Regions from separate parts of the Homo sapiens genome. Here region 1 is linked to region 2. A link is a loop called in an ENCODE intact Hi-C map of the cell type or tissue named here. Cell type or tissue: OCI-LY7. All regions are shown on one strand. Each heading gives the region's core, and the rest is flanking DNA. Links, peaks and the distances in the headings are about the cores only.

What was found. Hi-C counts contacts between places; a loop is a spot of excess contacts. Peaks named below come from ENCODE experiments on the same cell type or tissue, not always from the same donor. Only the 100,000 strongest peaks of a DNase experiment are listed, where the experiment ranks them.
Region 1: a loop joins it to region 2, with 2.1 times the contacts of the local background. A loop is called at or near these places in 1 of 110 quality-filtered maps.

The regions. Positions count from the first base shown.
Region 1 is chr18:13,920,313-13,931,663 of GRCh38, reverse strand. No RefSeq gene overlaps it. Among named protein-coding and RNA genes, the nearest start is that of MC2R, 10 kb to the right of the region's middle. In OCI-LY7, for the core only: no CTCF peak of the experiment used is centred there; a DNase peak (open chromatin) is centred at 5,973.
Region 2 is chr18:14,080,596-14,091,946 of GRCh38, reverse strand. It overlaps a transcript of ZNF519 not described here. Among named protein-coding and RNA genes, the nearest start is that of ZNF519, 46 kb to the left of the region's middle. In OCI-LY7, for the core only: CTCF peaks have their summits at 4,961 and 5,165 (motif pointing right); a DNase peak (open chromatin) is centred at 5,186.

The sequences.
Region 1 (11,351 bases), core at 3,496-7,495, 160 kb after region 2:
ACATTACAAGCTCATTCAGTGTGGTCTCAAATCCCAGCCCCAGACCCAACGTTGCCCTACACTGACTCTGACTTCTGTTCATCAACCAAGACTTAGTCCACTTGGCCCCCAGGACCCCTGCTGGTGGCTATGGCAACCAGGCCTGCTACAACACCCATCTGGAAACCAACCTTTAACCTCCTGCTTAGAAACAATGCCCTTCTTTTCCAATCATAATGTACTTAAGCCCTGCTGGGGCCAGGTCCCACCCCACTTGAGCCCAGTGAGCAGTACTTTCTGCCCCAGTTTGTAAAGGCTCATCCTCACTGCCTGCAAGGCTGAGGCATGATACACTAGACCCTAAATTAGTTACAATTCCAGGTGGGGGTGAGGCATGCTGCCACCCGCTCCAGTTCATTTTAAAGCCAGTTACAATTGCTGTCTTTACAGAGAGCTTGTCATTACAGAAGGACTTCAGCCCTAAGACAAGGCACAGAAAAGCCCAGGGAAGCTGCAGCTGTCCTGGATTCTGGCCTCATGCCAAAATAGCCACCTGGACCTCACTAGAGGCCCAAAGGGGCCACGAACATCAGCCCAAGCTTTCACCAAGTGGTCTCTTCAAAGGAGAAACAATGAATAAGTAGAAAATTAGGTCAGATTAGAAGAGGGATGACATATTCTACCTAAGCATACCCATGATGCCACAACATCATGGATCCTTCCCATATGTTATACATATGGATATGGCTGGAAGTGAAAAACCAATATCCCCACATGATGTTACATCCATGCTATATATGGATAGATATCCCCATCCTTCCCAATAGTTCAACACTTAATTGATTCAGCCTGGCTTCAGAATCAACTGTGAATGTAACCAAAATGAATAGATTTTGATTGCTAAGATTCTGTTTTTCCACTAGATCACATGCAATTGAAATAAGAAAAGTGCTCTTTCAATGCTTAGGTGCAGAACTAGTTCTGGATCAACCCAACCAGCCTCTTCCACTGTCTGGGTTTGTGATTTATTCTCAAAAAGGACCTCATACTTTGCCCTTTTTTTCTTTCAAATGATTACACTTTTTCATAGTTTTCAAAGACTTTGCCTTTAAATAGATCTCAATTCTCAAATGAACCCAATTCAGATTTTATAATTATATATTCAACATTTAAGATCTCCAAAATAATTCCGTTCCAAAAACATACTCAAACTCCCTTTACCTGCCTCCATTCTCTAGTTGTTTTTAATCCATTTTTTCTTGCAATCCCCTTTTTGTTGTCAGCGTTTTCCATTTTAAATTCATCATTGAGACTTTCTAGCAGCAAGTTAAGTTCTCAGAGAAAAAAATTACTTCTGGTATAGATTATCAATTGCTGCATAACAAATCATCCCCAAATTTAGTGGATTGAAACAAAAAAAAGAGTCATTTCTTTGCTCACGATTTTGCAATGTGGGCAGGCGTGGTGGGGACTTGCCTGTGCTTTTTGGACTTCTGTTGTCAGAGTAGCTCAGCTGGGCCTGTGGTGGCACTTCCATGATAGCTCACTTATGTGGCCAGCAGGTGCTGCTGGCTGAGGGTGGGGAGCTCAGCGGGGCTGCTGACTAGGTGCCACACTTTTCCTTCATGTTGTCCCCTTCATGTAGCTGTTAGAGCTTCCTCCTAGCATGACAGCTTCCTCCAGAGGGAATAAGCTGCCACTGCAGGTATTCATTCAATATTAACTCAAAAGTTCCCACACCCACTTCTTTCATATTGGTATTAGCTGAAGTAGTCATAGACCCATCCCATAATCAAGCAGAAGAGACATGAGCTCCTGAGGAGAGAACCGTCATGAACATACAGAGCAGAATGGAATTTCTTGAGGTTATGTTTGAACACAGTCTCCCCTCTGGCCAGAACAATCCATGTTCTCCCCCTGCAAAAAATACACGAACCTCTCCAAAGACCCCAAAACTCTTTATCTCATGAAAGCATCAACTCAGATTCCAGGATATTGTCATCCAAATCACAAGATAACTCTCCTCCAGTGGGGTTCCTTGGGTGCAACTTCTTGGGTGGCTTATCTCAGTTTGAAGATCTGTGAATCATGGGCCTCACATACACCCAGCCTGGGACAAGCATCAGATCATTGCTGTAGTTCCTCCCATCTCAAAGCAGGGGGAGGGAGGAGGCATGTAGTCGTGGGCCCAGGGCACTTGTCAAATCCATGGACACGTCACCAGTTTCTTGATTAGTGGCTCCAGTTCCACTAGCTGGGAGTGGTTCCCAGTGATTTTTGACTCCATGCTCTGAATCACCCTTCTTTTCCCATAAGAAATGGCCCAAGTATATAGCGAAGAAATTTCTCAGCCTGCTTCCTTTCATAGGAACATAAGGGCCCACATTCTTTTTATTATCTTTGTCTTTGTCCCTTTCAATCAAAGATGACATGCTTCCTTTAAAACTTTTGTGAGTTTCTTATGTATCAAATTAGACAAAAGTCACAACCACACCCCATTAAACAAAAATGATAACCACATTTCTTTCCAGGATGGGTATTTCTACCTTAAGTCCCATGTGAGACTGATATGGGAGAATGCCCCTGAGATTCTTAGAAGCCTAATTGCCTAGCTGGCAGGTGTACACAGCACACCCTTAGTATTATTGGCATAATTTTTTTCTAGCTTAAAGGCACCACCTTAAGGCTACCTTACTCCAAGACCATGTTATGCTGAAGGTGCTCTTTTTCTTTTGCCTAAGGCCATATATTACTTTCAGAGTGTCATGCTATCTGGAGAGTCTGGTGTATTAGTCCGTCTTCCCACTGCTATGAAGACATACCTGAGACTGGGTAATCTGTAAAGAAAAGTGGTTTAATGGACTCACAGTTCGGCATTGCTGGGGAGGCAATTTTATTGGATTACAAACTATACCAATAAACTAAATTTTATTGGATTATGTACTAACGTGATTTTTAAAAAATATATTATGGATATGTGAAACGTATACTTTCTATCCTTGAGATACAAAGTTTATACATACATGTACATTTTTGCACAAGCGTACCATGTATACCCACATGAAAAGCACAGATACTCAAGTTTATTTTTCACATCACTCAATTCCTTGTGTTTTGCTTAGCGGAACTGTTCACAAGATGAGTATTAAATCTCCCACTATGTTTCCGTCATTTTTAAGTTTTCTTTGCGGTTCTAATAGATTTTCCATTATTTATTCAGCTAGTATTTTGTGTTGCCTATACATATTTTTGGATATTATATTATCTTCATCGTTCCTTCTGTAATGACGACATCCATCTTTTTCCTCTTAATACCATTCACACGTTTCATATTGACTGATATTGTCACGGCCATTTTTATGTGCATTTACATGGTATCTGTGTTTCAAGCACTTTATTTTCCACTTTTACTTAACATTCCTTCTTTATTTTATTTTTATTTTATTTTATTTTATTTTATTTTTAAGTTCCGGGGTCCATGTGCAGGATGTGCAAGTTTGTTACACAGGTAAACATGTGCCATGGTGGTTTGCTGCACCCATCAACCCGTCACCCAGGTATTAAGCCCGGCATGCACTAGCTCTTTTCCTAGTTCTCGCCCCCACTGCGCTCCCCCAACAGGCTCCAGTGTGTGTTGTTCTCCTCCCTGTGTCCATGTGTTCTCATTGTTCAGCTCCCACTTACAAGTGAGAACATAGCTTTCCTTTTAGATGAGGTTTGTTTGGTTTTGTTTTTTTTTTTTGGTTTTTGTTTTTGTTTTGAGACAGTCTTGCTCTTCGCCCAGGCTAAAGTGCAGTGGCCCACTCTCGGCTCACTGCAACTTCTGCCTCCCAGGTTCAAGCAATTCTCTGCCTCAACCTCCCGAGTAGCTGGGATTACAGGCGCCCACCACCATGCCCGGCTAATTTTTGTATTTTTAGTAGAGACAGGGTTTCACCATCTTGGCCAGCGTGGTCTTGAACTCCTGAACTCATGATCCACCTGCCTCAGCCTCCCAAAGTGGTGGGATTACAGGCATGAGCCACCCACCGCACCTGGCCAAGGTTTGTTTTTTAACCCAAATTGCTGTCCCTGCTTCTGCCAGAAGACTTCAGAGTGTCCCATGGAGTGTACTGACTATGGCACTTATTTGACTGCCTCCCTGTTTAGATGTACTATTCATTTAATTTATTGTTGCCTCTTTTTCTGTTTTCTTACATGTGTTAATTTGATCAAATTACTTGTCCTTTTCTTTCTTTTTTTTTTTGAGATGGAGTCTTCCTCTGTCACCCAGACTGGAGTGCAGTGGTGCAACATCGGCTCACTGCAACCTCTGCCTCCTGGGTTCAAGTGATTCTCCTGCCTCAGCCACCTGAGTAGCTGGGACTACAAGTGCCTACCACCATGTCTGGCTAATTTTTGTATTTTTAGTAGAGACGAGTTTTCACCATGTTGGCCAGGATGGTCTCAATCTCCTGACCTTGTGATCTACCTTCCATGGCCTCCCAAAGTGCTGGGATTACAGGTGTGAGCCACTGCACCTGGCCATCCTTCTCATTTTTAACCTTATCTTAATTTGGAAATTCTTCTGTAATTCTTAATTCTACTCATGGTTCCTTCTCTTTCTCAACATTTATTCTTCTACTATAAAGATCTCAATAGCTCCTCTTTGAAGATCCTCTGTTGCCCATGGTTTTCCCTTTCCTCAGTAAGAAGAGCATTTAAACGCCTTTATTACTTATCTTTTCCCCTAAACATTTGGGTTTGGCTGATATAGTTTCCTCTTTTTAATTCCAGACTATTATTAAGTTTTGCCATGCTGGTGACTACCATATTACACCCTGGCCTAACCACACACAACAATACAGCTCAGCCCATAGAAAGCTACTGAGGAAGCTACATATCCACAGATCTCACAGAGACTCCAATTGCACACCATGTGCGCATGCATATACACACATGTACATGCATCCATATACCACAGTCTGGTTCTCCACAACCTGATTTTGGATCTTGTTCAGGTGCATGATCCAAGTTCCCAAGGCAGGTTCTGTTGTAGTTTAATGTCCCCACACTGTAAAATCTACTTCAGAACTGCCAGCTGCCAGCTACCAGTGGTCCTCAGTTCAGATTCTTCTCTCTGCAGCCCCATAGAGTTTATTACCTGGGAACTTCCTATGAGCAACCTTATTACATAACCTAAAATCCAATTTTTTTAGGACACAAGTAATGATATCAAATCCCAAACATCCTGATGGGGCATGCCACCATATCTATTGTATCTTGGAAGGAACATGGCATTTATTTTAGATCTTAGGCACTATTATCCACGGTGACCTGAGGTTGTTCAATAATTGTGTACATATATTAAAAAACATGTACACAAGCAGGAAAGATGTGAGCATCAATGAACCAACCACAGAAGCAGCAGAAGTTGGAATTCAGTGACAACTGGGGTGCAGAGCCCCTAACAAATGGGGGGTATCCCACCAGCATCTTTTCTCACCTGAAGTCACTATGCAAGGCATTGAATCATAATTTTTTACTTGCTTGGTAAAGTCAAATAAAAATTCAGCCAACAGCTGTGTGTGGATTCCTCTGAGTTTCCATCCAAGAGTGGAACTCTGTCTGTGGGTGGCTGAGCAGCTCTGCATTTCTGTTGTAAGTCTCTGGAGTCCTCTTGGCTCCATTGGCACATGGGGGCCTCGCTGGCTGATCCAAGGAGCAGCATGTGCTCAGAGAGGGGAAGGGACAGTGCAGCTCAAGCCTGAGGTGAGTATTGTCCTAGAGGGGAAAATGTGCATACCAACTTTCTATGAGCATTCAGCAAAGTAGGCTATTTTGACAAATGTGCATTACATGCTTTGCACAGACACATAGCATAGTGACAATGTGACATACACTGATGTCTTAAGGAACAAGAAAAATGTTAAAGCTGCTACCCAAGGAGAAATGAAACCAGTTACCAGATAACTTAAACAAAAACACCTGCAAGGGAGAGAGGGCAAAATGAGGGAGGCCCAGGTGCCTGCCCCTGAGGAGCTCACGTGCTAGCAGAGAAAACGCTGCAGGAAGCCATCACACTACCATGAGGTGAGCACAAGGGGAGTCCCAGGAGAGAGCAGCAGAGCAATCCCCTCCCTCTGGAAGGGAGCCGGGTGGAGTCACGGGAGCTGATGGAGGCTGCGGATGGATGGGAGATGCCACACAGCTTGGAAGACAGTGTTTCAGGCCAGCCACAGGGCACAAACAGTGTTTACATTACGGAGTATAGCTTGGATGGGATAGACCAGCAGTCTTCAAACATTTGTGCTCAGGTCCCCGCCAAAAGGATGTAGGAAATCTCCCTCCTCAATGAGTACACTTCCCAGGTGACTTCCAGCACTTTTCATTATAGGCTTAAGTAACTGCAAAGGATGTCATTCTCAGCATACTGTAAATGTTTCTTTTAAGCTGTTACATCACTTATTACATTCAATGGAGTCTAAATACTATACAATTTGATATCTACACCATGATCCATTTTTAAAATACAATGTCTTCCAAAAGTCATAAATCTTAGATTATTTTTGTTTTTTCCTTGAACTTACTGGGAGTAACTTTCTTTTGTTTAGGAAAGCACTTTATTGGGCCTCTTGCTTAAGCAGAGATGCGCAGACCTAGAAGAGATGGAACATTGAGACAGGCAGTTTAATTGCTGTGCAACAGAGATTCTCAGACTCCCGGGCCTCGGAAGCCCCTGGAGGGCGGTCCCCCACCCACACCCCAGTTCTGACCGCCGGTCTGCTGCTGTCCTATGCATGTGCAGGCGATCCTCCAGCTGCTTGTCTGCTGACCACACTGTGAAAATCACTGCTCCAGAAAATCAAGTAAAGAGGTATTTTTCTTGGACAGGTGTCTTTGTTTAAAAGAATGTTCTGTTTTCCTCTGGCCCAATGAGAATAAAAGGGAGACACCAAGGATCCTAGCTGCAGAGGATATAACAGAAAAGACTCTGCTCTGGAGACCCAGGTTCCTCTCAAGGTGGGGTCAGGGAGGAGAAGGAAAGAGAAAGCACCTTGTGGATAAAAAGGACTGGTCCTAAAGTGGAAAGTCGTAGAGCAGTGACTGTTCTGTGAATTGTTAAATTGCCAGCACCCAAACTTTTAGCGGATGTTGAGTGAGCCTGCAGTGCAGTGTGGCCATGAGCCGGTCTCTGTGCCTGGAGACTGTCATTACCTCCCTGAGTCCTCTGTGCTAGGAGACTAAAGGGAAGGCTCACGTGCACGCCAGCAAAGAGGCATGGGAACAGCCTCCAGCCTCAGGGACCAGGCATGGTCCAGGGCAAAGACAAGATGCCAGGGGCAGCAGCTCCCACACTCCGAGGCTGGCAGCAGCCACCAGACACTGGTTATGAAATTGTAGCAGCACCTGGGGGAAGGAGCTAAACTCCCACAGCATCACAGAAAGCAAACTCGAGTTATTTCATTTCTATGTCAAAGGGAACACGAGGGAAATGCGGGACACGAACAAACCATGTCTGGTATGAGACAGCCTCCCAGGGTGACGCTGAGAGTGTCGTTTCACCTCCCGGGGGTCTCAGTTTCCTTCTCTGCACATCAAAGTGTTTAAACCCATGGACCTCTAGGTGCCTTCTAGTTCTAAGAGCCTGGGATTTGCTACAGGTTTTTGATTAAAAGAAATCACAATCGGTCCTGTGCATATGGACGGAAACAAAGCTAAATGCTTTCCTTCTCCTTTTCCAGGGAGGCTCTAAAACCAAAAGGAATTGGCGGAATGGTCAGTCCCAAACTGGAGAATTTACTCTCAGTTCTTTTTGTTTCTAAAGGTTTTGGAAACTTATTCTTTTTCCATTTAAATGATCACAAATAGCTGTACTATCTCCCCGATGGAGACAGGCAGTGCAAGGGAAGCATCTTAGACGACTTGGCCAAGTGTGAAAGGAGCATTCTGGGGTTCTGGGCTGTTGAAGTTTGAAAACCCTACTCTACACATATCTTCCAAGAGCACAAAGCACCCTCTCCCCAGCTATAAACTACCGCAGCGCTGCCATGAGGTTAAGCCTGGTGGATTGCACGGGCATTCCTGTCGCAGAGCCATTCTGTTCCTGCGTAACCACAGCCACTGCTCAGTGACACAGGGGCCCAGTCCCTGGGAAACCTGGGCCCTGCATAAGCACTAATCGGAGCCTGGGACCACAGCTGAGACCCCAAACATGGTGCTGGGGGGCCCAGGCTGATGGCACCTGCCAGGTGGCAAACACACTGCCATCTCTGCAAACTCCTCTCTGAGCCAGCTTTTATGGACTGTGTGCATCTGTGCTGTCAAAGAAAACATTTCAACAAATTGTGTTTAAAGACCTAATTGGCTTTTATTAATGATTCATGAGTTGGGTGGCACCCCATCTATGAAAGGGGCATTGATAGCTGGGCAGAGGAGGTAGGCTTTATAGGCAGAAGAGGCTGAAGAAGCAGAAAGAGGGAACAAAAAGCAGATGGGTTGTTTCAGAATTACTTTCCTTATAGAGTCACTGACTTAGGTTGACTGGGCCCCTTAGGACTGGTTGCTCTGAATCTCCCAGTTTTTTGGGGGAAACAGGCCCATTTCTAGGCTCACTTTGGTTATATGGCACCTGGCACAAGTGACTCCATTCTAGTTTCGTCTGATCTGTTGTGGCCAGGTGCAGAAGCTCAGTCCAAACAATGGCCTCCACACATTGTATTTAATAGTGCAGAAATCTACCATTTGCCTCTCCAGATCCCCTGTCCAGCCTCTCCCTCCAGCTCTGTGGCCCAAGAGGCTGAGCACAAGGGATATATCAGTAACTTCCTTGCCCCGGCTTCTGGTTGGATTAAACCCAAGAGTCAAACAGGAGAGAGGGGAGACAGGGTATTTTCCCAGCTCTCCCCTGCAGGTCACCACAGGCTGGATACATGCCTCAGACCCAGGGCAGCTGAGAGGCATGGCTGTGCCCAGATTCCGTGCTCTGCGGTATGGCTTGCTCTACTCTGCTTACATCTTTGTAAATGACCCTTTTATTAAACTTGTCTCAAATAATCCAGTCTGAGTGAACCATCCATTGCAGGACATTGACTGTCTCTGTGTCTAACCAAAGCTCCAATCTGGGAGGGATGTGGGAATACTAGAAAAGTTCGGGAAGAGAAAACAATAAGTGATTATTGGGATGAAAATATAGAAGTCAGAAGAACTAAGGGTTACTTGAAGCAGAGAAGGCAGAGAGAAAGTGCTTGCTGTTGTGCAGACAGCAGGCACAGGCAAGCAGAGGCAGCCTCAGCCTTTTATCCCCTCAGAGCAGCTGCTGGGCAGGAAGGCAAGTCAGCCTTTCTGGGGACAGTTTCTTCATTGGTGAGGCAAGGAGGGCTATACAGAGATAGAAGATTTCCAGTGTGGCTTTCAGCTCTCCCCAGGCTCTGACATTGACTCCGTGACCTGGTCTCACCCACTCTTTGTTTTATAGCTTCTCCAGCCCCAGTGGTGGTGATCTGCACACAGTGGGGCTAAGGCACAAACCCTATTTCATAAATAGCCACCACCTACCTCCCTAAATTAATAAACTAATAAACACAATTCTTAAAACAGCCTTCAGGTTTAGGTTGTGGCTGGTGTCACCACCTCTCCTTCGATGAGTAACTTGCACTCTCAAAGTCGCCCCCTGCTCTGCCCCTACCCAGCAGTCAGGGAACTCCTGCGATTACAAGACAACAATGAAACAACTAAAGCAGTCATCACCAAGCATTTATATGTGCTAGGCACTGCCTTTACTCTCTCTGTCCACATTGACAAAGCACTTACCTACTTTTAATATACTCCTCTAGTTAAAAATTCAGTTCTTTTATATGGTATACAAGATATTTTTATGATCCAAATTGTGCTGGCTTAACTCCTGCCATGTCCTCAGCACTCCCCACCCTCTATCCTTGTATTTAGTTTAACGGTCTCCTGTGTAGCACTCACTATATGCCAGGTGTTGTTCTAAATGCTTTACAAGTTAACTCATTTAAACAGCACTAACTAGTAATGTACTGGTTAGGATAGGGCAAACTAAGTTTGCAGTAACAAACTGATCCTAAAGTTATCAATAGCTTACCACACAAAGGTTTATTTTTCATGATGTGTGCAATGTGGATCCAAGAGGGCTCTGCTCCACGTTGTTGCTCAGGGACCCAGCCTGAGAGAAGCCCCCGTAGTTTTATCACATGAAACACATGGCCTCCAAGGTACCCACACAAGGAAAAACAAAAGTGACAGGTGAGTCACACAGGCACTTCACCAGCTCAGCTTGGAGTTGACACTCCACACACAGTCCATTAAGGCCAGAACTAGTCACATGATCATTCGTAACCCAACTATAAGAAAAACTGAGAAATGTGAACCAGGCGCGGTGGCTCACACCTGTAATCCCAGCACTTTGGGAGGCCGAGGAAGGCGGATCACGAGGTCAGGAGATTGAGACCATCCTGGCTAACACGGTGAAACCCCATCTCTACTAAAAACACAAAAAATTAGCCTGGCGTGGTGGTAGGCACCTGTAGTCCCAGCTACTCGGGAGGCTGAGGCAGGAGAATGGCGTGAACCCGGGAGGCAGAGCTTGCAGTGAGCCGAGATCAAGGCACTGCGCTCCAGCCTGGGCAACAGAGCAAGACTCCATCTCAAAGAAAAAAGAAAGAAAAACTGAGAAATTTGGAGGATCACATGTGATGTTTGGTGAGCACAGTGTCTCTGCCACAGCTAGGAGGTATTAATATTCTTTTAGTGAGAAGGAAACTAAAAAGCAAAGGCCTGGAAAGGTGAGGTAACTGGTTCAAAATCAGCTGCAGATCCAAAATCCACACCCGGGCAGTCTGGCTCCACAGTCCATACTGTGAACCACCAAGACTGGCATGTCCTTTCCCTCACCCTTCCCCGTTCACTCTCCACTCCTCCTAGATCCTGCCACACGCACTTTCATAATTGCTTTCCTGCACCTCCTGCGATCCTCTTCCCAACCATATCTGCTTAGCAAAATTCGATTTACCCCTCACAATGCAACTTAAACAACATAGGAAGACATCCTTACACTCACCTAAAGGAGGAATAGGTACTTTTACATCAGAGTTCCCCAAATATTTTAGATAGACTTTGGATCTAGCCCTTATCACTTGTGTGGCACACTTACACCTATGTGGTCCTTCTTCCCAACTAGATACTCAACTCTTCTAGGTCAGAGGCTGTGTCATACACACCTGCATCCCCAGCACCTGCATGGTGCCCGGCGCGTGGTACATACTCATCGAATGAGAGCTGAATAAGTGAGGAAATGAATGGATAAATCTTCATTATCCTTTATGCAATGCATGAGATTGGTGTGAGGATGAAGAGGCAAATGTATTTGG
Region 2 (11,351 bases), core at 3,485-7,484:
GGCCATCGTTCACTGAATTCAAGCCACTCTGACCTCAGGCTGGTTCTCACACCCACCACATTCATACCCACTTCTGGGCTATTGTCGTTTCTGTCCCCTCACCTGCAAAGCTTTACCCCAGGTGTCCTCACTGCTCAGGTGTGTGATCCTCAATATTTTTTACTGACCTCTTCTACCAATATTGCCCCCATCCTCCCATGTGTCACTGCCTCCCCTCCCCTCTTCATTCTTCTCCGTAAAACTTAACCACCTTCTGATGCTCTGTGTCCATTTATGCCTTTATTTAATAATATTGTTTGGTATCTGCCTTTTCTTCCTAAAATGTCATCAAGAGGACAAGGACTTTCGAGTCTTCATTGCTCTGTCTTCAACCTGAGCACTTCTGATGATGCTGTCTCTGTCACTGATCTCATGTTACTCCTGTACCCCCACTCTTTGTACTCAAAAGTCACTTGCTGCTTCTCTTCCACCATAAGACCCAGTTTGTCTTCACCGCATAATAATGGTGTATCCTTGGTGACTAAAGATACTCATTGTGGAAACCCTGGCTTAATTTTGTGAGAGAAAATTCCCTTACAACTTTTCTCAGCTTTCCACTGAGAAGTGTTCTGGTGATTTTGACAGGAAATGGGGGGCAGTGATGTGGAATTCCCCAATCCAAGAGGATTTCTTTAAAAAGTCTTTTCCTACAGTGCACTACAAGTAGAAGAAAACCATCTCCGTGTAATTTAACAATTTTTTATAAAAAAAATTTATCCATTATTAGAATATAGCAATTAAATAATATAAAGTTCAAACATGCCTTCCCACTTTATCCCCAAATAAATATATTAAGCATTTTGTTTTTATTTTTCAATGAATACATACTAAGTCCAAAAAATAATGCTTTAACTTATAACTGTTAGAAATATAACTCTAGAAAAAATATTGCTATTGAGTACTAAAAGTCTTTATTAACAAACTGCATATATTTTCAAAGTATAATACAATAATTGGAGAATAAAATGTAAATTATTTACTTATATAGTTAACATTTGCAGAGCTTTATCTTGAGAAATGTACTTTGATGATGTTTCAATTTGAGGAAGAGATTAGTGTCTCAAGTATAGCATTTCTTTCACTGCCAATGAGAGCGAATCAAACTTTCTGAGAAACTTTCACATTTCTTGCTGTGTTCCGGGATCTCCAGTCTTCTTTAAATTTGGAGAAATTGCCCATGAAGGAGCCGACTGCTGTGTCCAGCATGTGATGGGGGAGGAACTCCAGCCCAGGAAGGGGCTCCCCTGGACCCTCAGATGGAGTCGAAGTGAGTGAATGCACCTGGCAGCTTGGGAGGCCTGAGTGGAGGGGAGGGGCAGCACTCTTTAAGACCCAGGCCCACTCCTGGGGAAGGGACCAGCAGGGCTTGCTTGGCTCTTGGCCTCCTGGGAGGTTTGGAAAGATTGCTTGTGATGGGGTGATTCCTATGAGCTCTTCTAGGAACTCTAGCATTTTTAGCCTCTCGTCTGTCACCTCTTCTTGTTTAGAACATTTGTATTTCTCCGTCTTCATTTCTTGAACCAAGAAAACTGATTCTTCCATCAATCTTGAGATGGTGGTCTTTGCCCTTCTGTAAGCCTCGGCAAGGGTGGCTATACTGAAACACTCTCTAGCCTGGCATTTCTAAAAATGACTCCGTCTCTGAACACTCTGAACACAAGTGCCGTTTGTCAGTGAGTTGGTATTTATCCTCAATCTGTGTAGCTAGTGATTCCGCAGGCTGCTTTTCATGCCTTATGTAAAGTCAGTTTCTAACAGATTGAACAGGTCTCAATAAAAATAAGGGACCAACCCATGAGCCAGTGAGCGGTGGACACACCGGTGTCTACCCCTGGAGGCTATGGAAGGTGAGTCGTGGACCGAGCATCTCCACAGTCACCTCGTCCAGCTTCCCAAGGGGTCAGCCCAGGCCTCAGCTCTACAGAGGATTGCAGTCCCTCCATTGCACCGCAGCCATCACGGCTCTGCCCGGTAACCGTGGATCCTACTGGAACAACAAACACCAAAGAACATCCCAACATTCCACCTGAAACCCAGCCATCAACTGGCAGCCTGAATTGGTCAGTTTTACCGTCAGAGAAGATTTACAAATAAAATAGGCCTATCTCCATTACTGTTTAATGATTATTTTTTTCCTTTAAAAAATTTTGTATAAATATAAAATTAAAATATAGTAAAATGTGCACGTTACAGAGTTTTAAACTTCATATTCCCTGTAGTATACAACAGCCTTATCAATATATGGATCATGTCTATTGATGCAGAAAATACCTCCTTGTAACTTGTTAACCAATATCCACTCACCCCACCATATGCAGCCCCTGTTTTGATTTCTGTTAACATACATTATTTTTTCAACTCCATAAAAGTTAAATAAATCACAGTGTACAGTTTGATGTCTACCTCTTTTACTCAAGAAATGCCCATTTAGCCCACAGTTCTAGACTCAGTGTGTGTCCGGAAATCCTAGACAGGCCATGGAAAAAATCAGATGAATGAGTTCTTTCATTAGCCTCAGACTAAACATCCAGATCAAAGAGTCCTACAGTTCATAAGATTCTTTTCATTATAATGCAATAAAGAATTTGTTTTCTTCGCATATTTATCCTTTAATTTGGTGACTCATACAAGTTAGTCTAGTTTCATTTATCTTATAGGAAATACTCAAAAAATATTAGGTTCCCATCAAATTCTCTGAATAAAATGACTTTCATTTACTTGCTATATAGTTCTTAAGCTACATATATTACCTAGTCATTTTAGACCAAAACTTTATTAATTCATTTTCATACTTATATTCATCACAGATGGAATAAGTTTTAATTCTGTAAGTTTTGCTTCTTTCATGTTCGTAAAAATTAAAACTTTTATTTGAAAAGTGAGTTCTAGGAATGTAGGTAATTTTTAAAAAATAAATGTTTTTTTCAGTCAGACATGAGTTTAAAAAAAAATTCCAAAAACATATCTTACATATAGAATGTATCTAATATTCCTAAAAAAATCAAACTATTTTCCAAAGTCCTCCTTGTCCCAGTTTTAGTTTTGCAAATTTCAAATTAATGATGTCAATACTTAAGTATGTGCTGTAGCAGTTAAGAAATTTCAAATAAGGAGACAGTGACAAGGCTGCAATCACATTTAAAATAAAGAAATTAAAGTAATTATGGTGATTTCACCGTTTCAATTCCTTGGATATAAGATTATCATTTCTCAGAATTAAGCAGTTATAAGTATATTTGTCTCCTTTAATTTTTACTCCATATATTATTCATTTAAGACAACTTTTATCTTTTCTTTGATAAGGGATGGATATGCCAGAACTCATTTTTAACTAGAATGAAATTTAAGGAATTTTGAACCTTATGTGGTCCTGATCTCTGTGCTTGGGTTTTAATTTTTTTCTCAACCTGTATCATATGCACTTAGCCATGAACAATAAAATATGAACAAATCACATTTTCTTGTTGCTAAGCTACAAAGAATATGATGGTAAAGTGAAATCTCTTCAGCAAGAAAACCAGACTTTCCCCTTGTTTTGTTATTGATCAGGGGAACTGACTATGGTGCAGGACTGCTTGGGTTTCGCAGTCAAGGCAGCTTTTTATATGTGATGAAGCTACTCCGAGTTTTTCTAATTCTTTACTTTGGAACAAGACTTTCTCTTCTGATTTTCCTGAAAAAAGATTCAAATGTCTTGATACTATAAACATGCTAGAGGCAAACAAGCATCCTAAGCTGTACTTTCCATTTGCTAAAACGGGATAATTGTCACATAGGTGTTAAGTAATAGCAGCCACCCATTACCCAAATGTTCCTGAAGTTTCTCTATCCTCCTGGAGTCCATAGGTTTCAATATCTCTGTAAATAGCACTGACATCTAATTGGTGATGATCTTGCTTTCTCTGAGTGTGCCAGCTCTCTCTACATAGTTCCATTCCTTGTTTTCCAGACAGAATTTTGCTACAAGGTGGGGCATGTTGTCCAGTGTACTCACATCCATAATCTGTTCACACAATGCATGGTCAATCTCACCTCCCAGATCCTTTTTGTCCATTTTTACTTTAATGTACAAAATATAATGATGGTGATGACAATGATGGTATTGTTGACCTATATGATAATGACAAACCAAGCTATGCTCTTTTTATGTTTTCAAATGTAAGCACATCAGTAAGTGATGTACATAAATGATACGATTTAAACATCCAACACAAGGACGCACACATTTTTTATGATCATGTTGCAAATGAGAAAACAAATGACCCATCCCTTTCTTCTCCTTTAATCATGGCAACATCAGTAGCTCCTAAGAGTTTTATTTGAGGAAGTTCTGCCTGTGTTATCTGGCTGATATTGAAGACTTGGGATTTTGTCACCCAAGTCCCATAAACAGTGGGTTACAGTTCAGGTAAGATGGAATGAAGCATGGTTTTTAGAGTGTACACTGATAGGAGCTCACTTTTATAAAATTTTCACATTCACCAAAATATATTTTCTAATAAAAATAATATATTAACACAAAAGTAGCTATGCAGCTGTGCCTTTTATTTCTTTTTCTTACCTGATTGGTCTGGCTAGGACTTTCAGTACTACATTGAATAAAAATGGTAAACATAAGCATCCTTATCTTGTGTCAGATCTTAGAGAGAAAACATCCAGCTTTTCCCATTCAGTATGATGGTTCTGTTATATATGGCCTTTATTATATTGAGGTATATTTCTTCTATACCCAATCTGTTGACAGTTTTTATCTAATGAGATGAGCGTATGGTTTTTGTCCTTCGTTCCATTAATCTGATGTATCACCTTTATTGATTTGCATATGTTGAACCATCTTTATATTTCTGGGATGAATTCTACTTGATCTTGGTGAATAATCTTCACGATGTGCAATGGGATTTAGTTGGCTAGTATTTTGTGAGGATTTTTGCATCTATATTCTTCAGGGAAATAGTCCTGTAATTTTGTTGTTGTTGTTATGTCCTTGTCTGATTTGATATCTTTTCAAAAAGCCTGTCTTTGAGCTCATTGATTCTTTTTTCTGTTTGATTGATTGATTCTGCTGGTATTTTTTATTTGGTTCATTACATTTTTCAACTGTGGTCACTGCTGCTTTTTTAGCATTAGAGGGCGCTCTAAGCCTGGATTTGCCACATATCCAAAGTTGCTTTGTCGTTCTGGCCTGGAAGGACTAGAGCGGGGCTTACAGAGTGTATTTCATCCCACTGGGTTTGCACGTTTCTGCCTGGGGCCGGAACAGCTCCAGGGGTTCTGTTTACGGTCCCCAGGTTGGGGTCAAGCACTGCAGGGCTGTGCCCAGGGCTGGATCTCTGTAGTGAGCTCAGCACTGGGCTGCAAGGCCACATGTGCCTGCTTTCCTTTGCTTCCCTGAAGCAGTCTCCATGCTGTGCTGCTTGTAGTGGGGCATGGATGAGACAGGGAGTCCTGTGGCCACCACAGCTGCTATGATGCTACATCATGCCCAAAGCCACTGAGGCCAGCGCAGCGCAGGGGGATCCTCAAGTTCCACGGCTACAGCTTTCCGGCCCCTGAGATTTATTCATGGCTCTAGGCTGCTGCAGAGAGTCAGTGGTGATGTGGGCTGGGACATGAGACTGTGCCACCAGGGCTGCTGGTCTCCACCTGGCACTGTGACAAGTCCAGTGGCTCTGTCCACAGGGACCAGCCTGGGTCAGGGGCCACTGAGTCTTCCCCAGTGTTGGGTTTCACGATGGTATGCCAGCACTGCATTGCCAGGCAAAGCCCTGTGCTTAGTTTCTTTCCTTTCCTTCCCTCCAGTGGGTGGAGTCACTCTTTGCACTGTGCTGCCCAGGGTTTAGAGAGGGATGGTGAGGGCAGTCCCTTGGCCACCAAGACTCATGCTTAGCTGGATCGGGCCAAAGCCAATGGAAACTGGGGCCAGCACAACCCTGGAGTGTGTCCCAGGCCCATGCTGATACGCCCTGACTACTGCTGAGGTTTGCTCGTGGCCTGATGCCACTATCGAAGGCCAGAGGTGGTGCAGGTCAGAACATGAGACTGTCCTATTGGGGCTGCAGTTTTCCACCAAGTGCTGGGGTGATTCCAGAGACTTTGTCCATGGGTTTTGGCCTGGGGTCAGTGGCTGTGGGGTTCTCCCTGGCCCTGTGTTTTACTGTGCTGGGCCCAACACTGGGATCCAAGTCAAAGTCCTTCAGTCACATCACTCACCTTCCCTCCTGTGGGTTGTGTTTCTGTGCTGCACTGCCTGGAGTTGGGGAAGCGCTGAGGTGAGCAGTGAGACTCTGTCCTTCCTACCTTCTTCAATGCCTCTTTTCTTATTGTGCTAAAAACAGGTGCTCTATTGGATTCCTTAGCACTTGTAAAGGTGCTTTTGTGCTTGGATAGTTGTTTAATTTCATGTTTTTGTGGGGGAGATGATCACTGGAGGGCCTTATTTTTCCATTTGCCTCACCCCTTCCTCTCTTAAAGATTTTTTCCAAAAATTTTTTTTCCAAAAAAATCACCCTTCTGATTTTCCTAGAAGTGATTCTTCTGTCTCCATATTTTAAGGGCTTTCAATATTAAATATTTGGGCTCAAATATATTTACACTTTGGAACATAAATCTGTCTCGGGCAAGGGAACAATTAGCATTTCATTGCAGAATAAGGATATTTAACCACACCTGTGACATTCCTTTATAATAAAGTTTATCATGTATTCAGAGTGTGTGCATCTCTGTGGATGTATTTGAAAGGTGTATGCCAAGTCAGCCCAGGGAATTTTACTAGACCTCAAAAAGACCTTGAGCTTTTCATAAACTTAGCTGTTTCTTTTTTTTATCCCCCAGTGGAAAAGCGAGATTGTCTTTGACCATTTGCTATGGACATTGTCAGGGATGGTGCAGCCTGAATGAGAATGTCTGCGGTATTTCCCGAAATAAGTATCCCTCAAGGATGATACTGTGGACCTCACTCAGGAAGAATGTGTCCTTCAGGGAAAGCTGCACAGAGACGTGATGCTGGAGAAGCAGTCATCTGGTTACTTTAGGTGAGTCTTTCAACGTTCATTTATTTTATACAAAGTTTTCCAGAATACTTTCTCTATATTCCACCTCCCTGTATGCCCTCCTTGATTTATATACTTTCATAGTCCTATTTACATGTTTATAAAGTAAGTGTATTTCACTTACTCACTGACTGTGCAATGAGGAGGAGCACCAGGCCTTGAGAGGGGAGCCTGGTGAAGGAGGCTAACTGCAGTTTGGGGGCTAAGGCTCGGAAATGGGAGGGAGACTGGGAAGCTCAGGACCAGGAGAAGGGAAAAGCTCTGCCCACCCTCCCCTGGTGATCCTGTGCAGGGACTGTGGGCTCTGTAACTTGAAGTGGGGGGTCAGTCCCGCCACATCCCCATGGCTGGCACTTAGTATGTGGCTTCATTCAGCTGGAGGGTGTTCTGAGGACAGGAATAGAACTAGCTCACTTTCCTCATGTAGGAGTTTCTTTTCCCTGAGTCCCTCCTTTTCCAGTGGACAGCGTAGGACCACCTCTTCCACATGTTGAATTCCCCCTCTTGGCAGGTTTGTGCCCCAGGAAGTAGTGTGTTGATTTGAAGCCCTAAAAAAAATATTTTCCACACTCAAGAGTGACTTATCCAGACCGATTTTACCTAAGAAACAAGCCTGAAGGAGGAGAGAGAAGAAAGAAGAGTCAGAACTAGCACTTTCCCAGGTGAAAGTCACACTGTGGTTGATTGTTCTGTCTTCTCCCTGCAGTGCTGTGTTCAGGACTTGCTAATCTCTGACTCTGCAATGTCCTGCCGCACACATTTGCTGGTACTCACTGAGGGCCTTGCCTCAGTCCCCTCCCATCTCCATGTCACTGTGACCCAGTGAAATGGGCCTGTGAAGAGGCCATTTGGGGGGTCATCCTGGGCAGGACTATACCCAAGACCTGGGTTGGGGACAGGGAGCGGGTCCTGTGGGGTTAGAGGGATAGGACAGCAGGGATTGTTTAGGGGACACATCGGATGCATTGTCTGCTCCCAGTGGATGAGGATTAAAGAAACTGCACAAATAAGTAGTGTATTTATGTGTAGGTGGAAAATCCTGGACAAAGATTAATAAGGGGAAACTTGTTCTACTTGACTTCATTGTGAATTTGAAGCTCAACCAACTGAATCAGTGTGATTCTGGCCCAAAAGTACTATTGATTTGGCTTTGAACTCCTGGCCTCAAGTAATCCACCGCCTCATGCTCCCAAAGTGCTGGGGTTACAAGTGTGAGCCTCTGCACCTGGCCCTGTAGTGTTGATTTGGACTAGAATGGAATAAATTATTCAAAAATTGATATCATCGAGAAATAAAGGTTGGATTTCATGCAGATGATAAAGGGTGGTTTCATTTCATAATTGCTTTTCAAAAAGTTGAATCAACCTAAGCATTTAACACTAGGAAGTTGTTTAAATCATTGACAGAATATCCATCCCGTGGAAACCTTGTTCATGGAGTGACTCATGTAGCCATTGGGTTAGGTCTTTTTGTTGTTTGTTTGTTCGTTTGTTTTTTTGTTTTGTTTTTGAGACAGAGTCTTGCTCTGTTGCCCAGGCTGGAATGCAGTGGCACAATCTTGGCTCACTGCAACCTCTGCCTCCCAGGTTCAAGCAATTCTCGTGCCTCAGCCTCCCTGGTACCTGGGAATACTGGTGCACATCACCACGCCCGGCTGATTTTTGTATTTTTAGTAGAGATGGCGTTTTGCCTTGTTGGCCAGGCTGGTCTTAAACTCCTGGCCTCATGTGATCCACCTGCCTCAGCCTCTCAAAGTTCTGGGATTATAGGCGTGAGCCACTGCACCTGACCGGGTCTTTTTTTAAAAACACAAAATTTTGTATGTATGCAATTCAGCTGAGACACTGGGGCAGCGAACTGTCTTAACCATCAAGAGATCAAAACCAGGGCAGGCACAGTGGCTCCCAGCACCTTGGCAGGCTGAGACAGGAGGACCACTTGAGGCCAGGAGTTCATAGTCCTGGGCAACATAGTGTGACCCTGTCTCTACAGAATTTTTAAAAATTAGCCAGGCTTGGTGGTATGTGCCTATAGTCCCAGCTACTTGAGTAGCTGATAGAGGAGGATGGCTTGAGCCCAGGAGGTTGAGGCTGGAGGTTGAGGTGGTTGAAGCTTCAGTGAGCTAATTATCGTGCCTCTGCACTCCAGCCTGAGTGATGGAGAGAAAAAAAAAAAAAAGAGGTCAAAGCCAAATTCTGGTACTATCAATTTTTATTAAATATTATTTTATTTTAAACATTACCATATATATATTTGTTTTGTGGTAAAACTCCTAATAATGACACAGTTTGAGACTTGAGAGAAAGGAGCAAAGCAGTCTTTCTTATCATGTCTGCCACTGCCTCAACCAGGAACCACTGTTGTCAGTTCTGTGGCAAGAGTCAGGGAAACTCTCGTAAAAATCCATTTACACATAATTATGTGAGTTGAAAAAATAGTTCGGTGAATCTATTGTTATGTAGTATTCTTTTTTAAAACTATATATCTTGAATCTGTTTTCATGTTAGCAAATATTGAAATACTTGCTTTCTTAGTTCTGTTTGCAAACATTTCATGCTTAATAAGAATTTATATTATGCTGTTCAGCATGCTTATTATTAAATATTTTATTCTGAGATATAATGCTATGATTATTTCTGATTTTTAATCTTTTGATTTAACTAATAAACTAAAGTGGTGTTCTAATTATGAACCATTGCTGTGTTAATGGAATAAAACATTTAACTTATATTAGTGGCTTTAATAAAAATTTCTTAAGCAGTGAAAACATGGCTAAATAGCTAAATTTAAATGGACTAAATTTTATTTATTTTTTTATGTATATCTTTGATGTGGACTAAAGTTACAGTGTTTTATATATTTTATTTTTATTTTCATAGTTTTTAAATAACCTAATATAATATAAACAGTCTTGTTATTTCTTGCAAGATTTACATCTCAAAGAAACTGTATCTGGCATAAAATTTTAAGAACATTTACCCTTAATGTGAATTAAATCTTGTTAGGCTTCAGAAAAACACGTTGGAGACCTTTTAATTTAAATATTTATAAGGATTAATTCGATTTTCTCTTTATTTTTAATATACTTTATTTCTTAGAGAAGTTTAAGGTTCACAGCAAAATCTAGCAGTGTTACAGTCTTCTTGTGTACACCATCCCTCTCTGAAAGTTGTCAGAATTAAAATGGAGTCCCTAATTTAAGAAAACCATAACACATAAAGCTGGGGAAGGCTGTAAAGAAAGGGTTCTCATGCTATATGCCTGATAACAAAAAGTTTCATGAGAGACTGCAGAACATCACAGCCTTGCACAAAGGCCATCACAACCTTACACAAAAAATATTTCTGCAAGGACATCTGCCCAGCAACTGCCTGTCCAGCTTTTGACTAGCATTGCCTTTATTATTGATCTTTGGAGCCAAGGATAATTATTTCAAAACAATTAGGTAATCCTCATTTTTTTCTTTAAAAAGCTATGTCTTCTTTTACCTTCCTAAATATGCACAGTTTATAATGCCCATATGTTCCCATTGCAATACTTTATTTCCCCATTTTTTTTAATTTATAGAGAACATCTCACTGTTTCTTATTTAGGTTGACACCCCCATACATGCATAGTGTCCCCCATTAACAACAACCCCCACAAGAGTGACATGTTTCTTACAATTGATGAGTCTATATTGATACATTATCACCCAAAGTCAATAGTTTGCATTACAGTTGACTTTTGAAATGGTACATTCTGTTAGTTTGGACAAATATATAATGACATGTATCTACTATTATAGAGTTAAACAAAATAGTTTCAGTGCCCTAAAAAGACTCCATGCTCTATTTATTCCTTATTCCCCACAAACTCCACTAATTGTTTCACTGTCTCTATAGTTTTACTGTTTCCAGAATATCAAATTGTTGGTCATATACTATTTAGCCTTTCAGACTGGCTTCTTTCACTTAGTAATAAACACTTAAGTTTCATCCATGTATTTTCAGGCTCGATAGCATATATCATTTTAACACTGAATAATATTTTATTTCTGGATGTACTATCGTTTATCCATTTATCTACTGAACAGCATCTTGACTGCTTCCAAGCTTTGGCAGTTATGAATAAAGCTGCTGTAAAGGTCCATGTGAAGATTTGTGTGGACCTAAGTTTTCAGCATCTTTGGGTAAATACTAAGGACTCTAATTACTGAATCAAATAGTAAGAGCATGTTTAATTTTATAAGAAATTGCCAGCCGGGCACGGTGGCTTATGCCT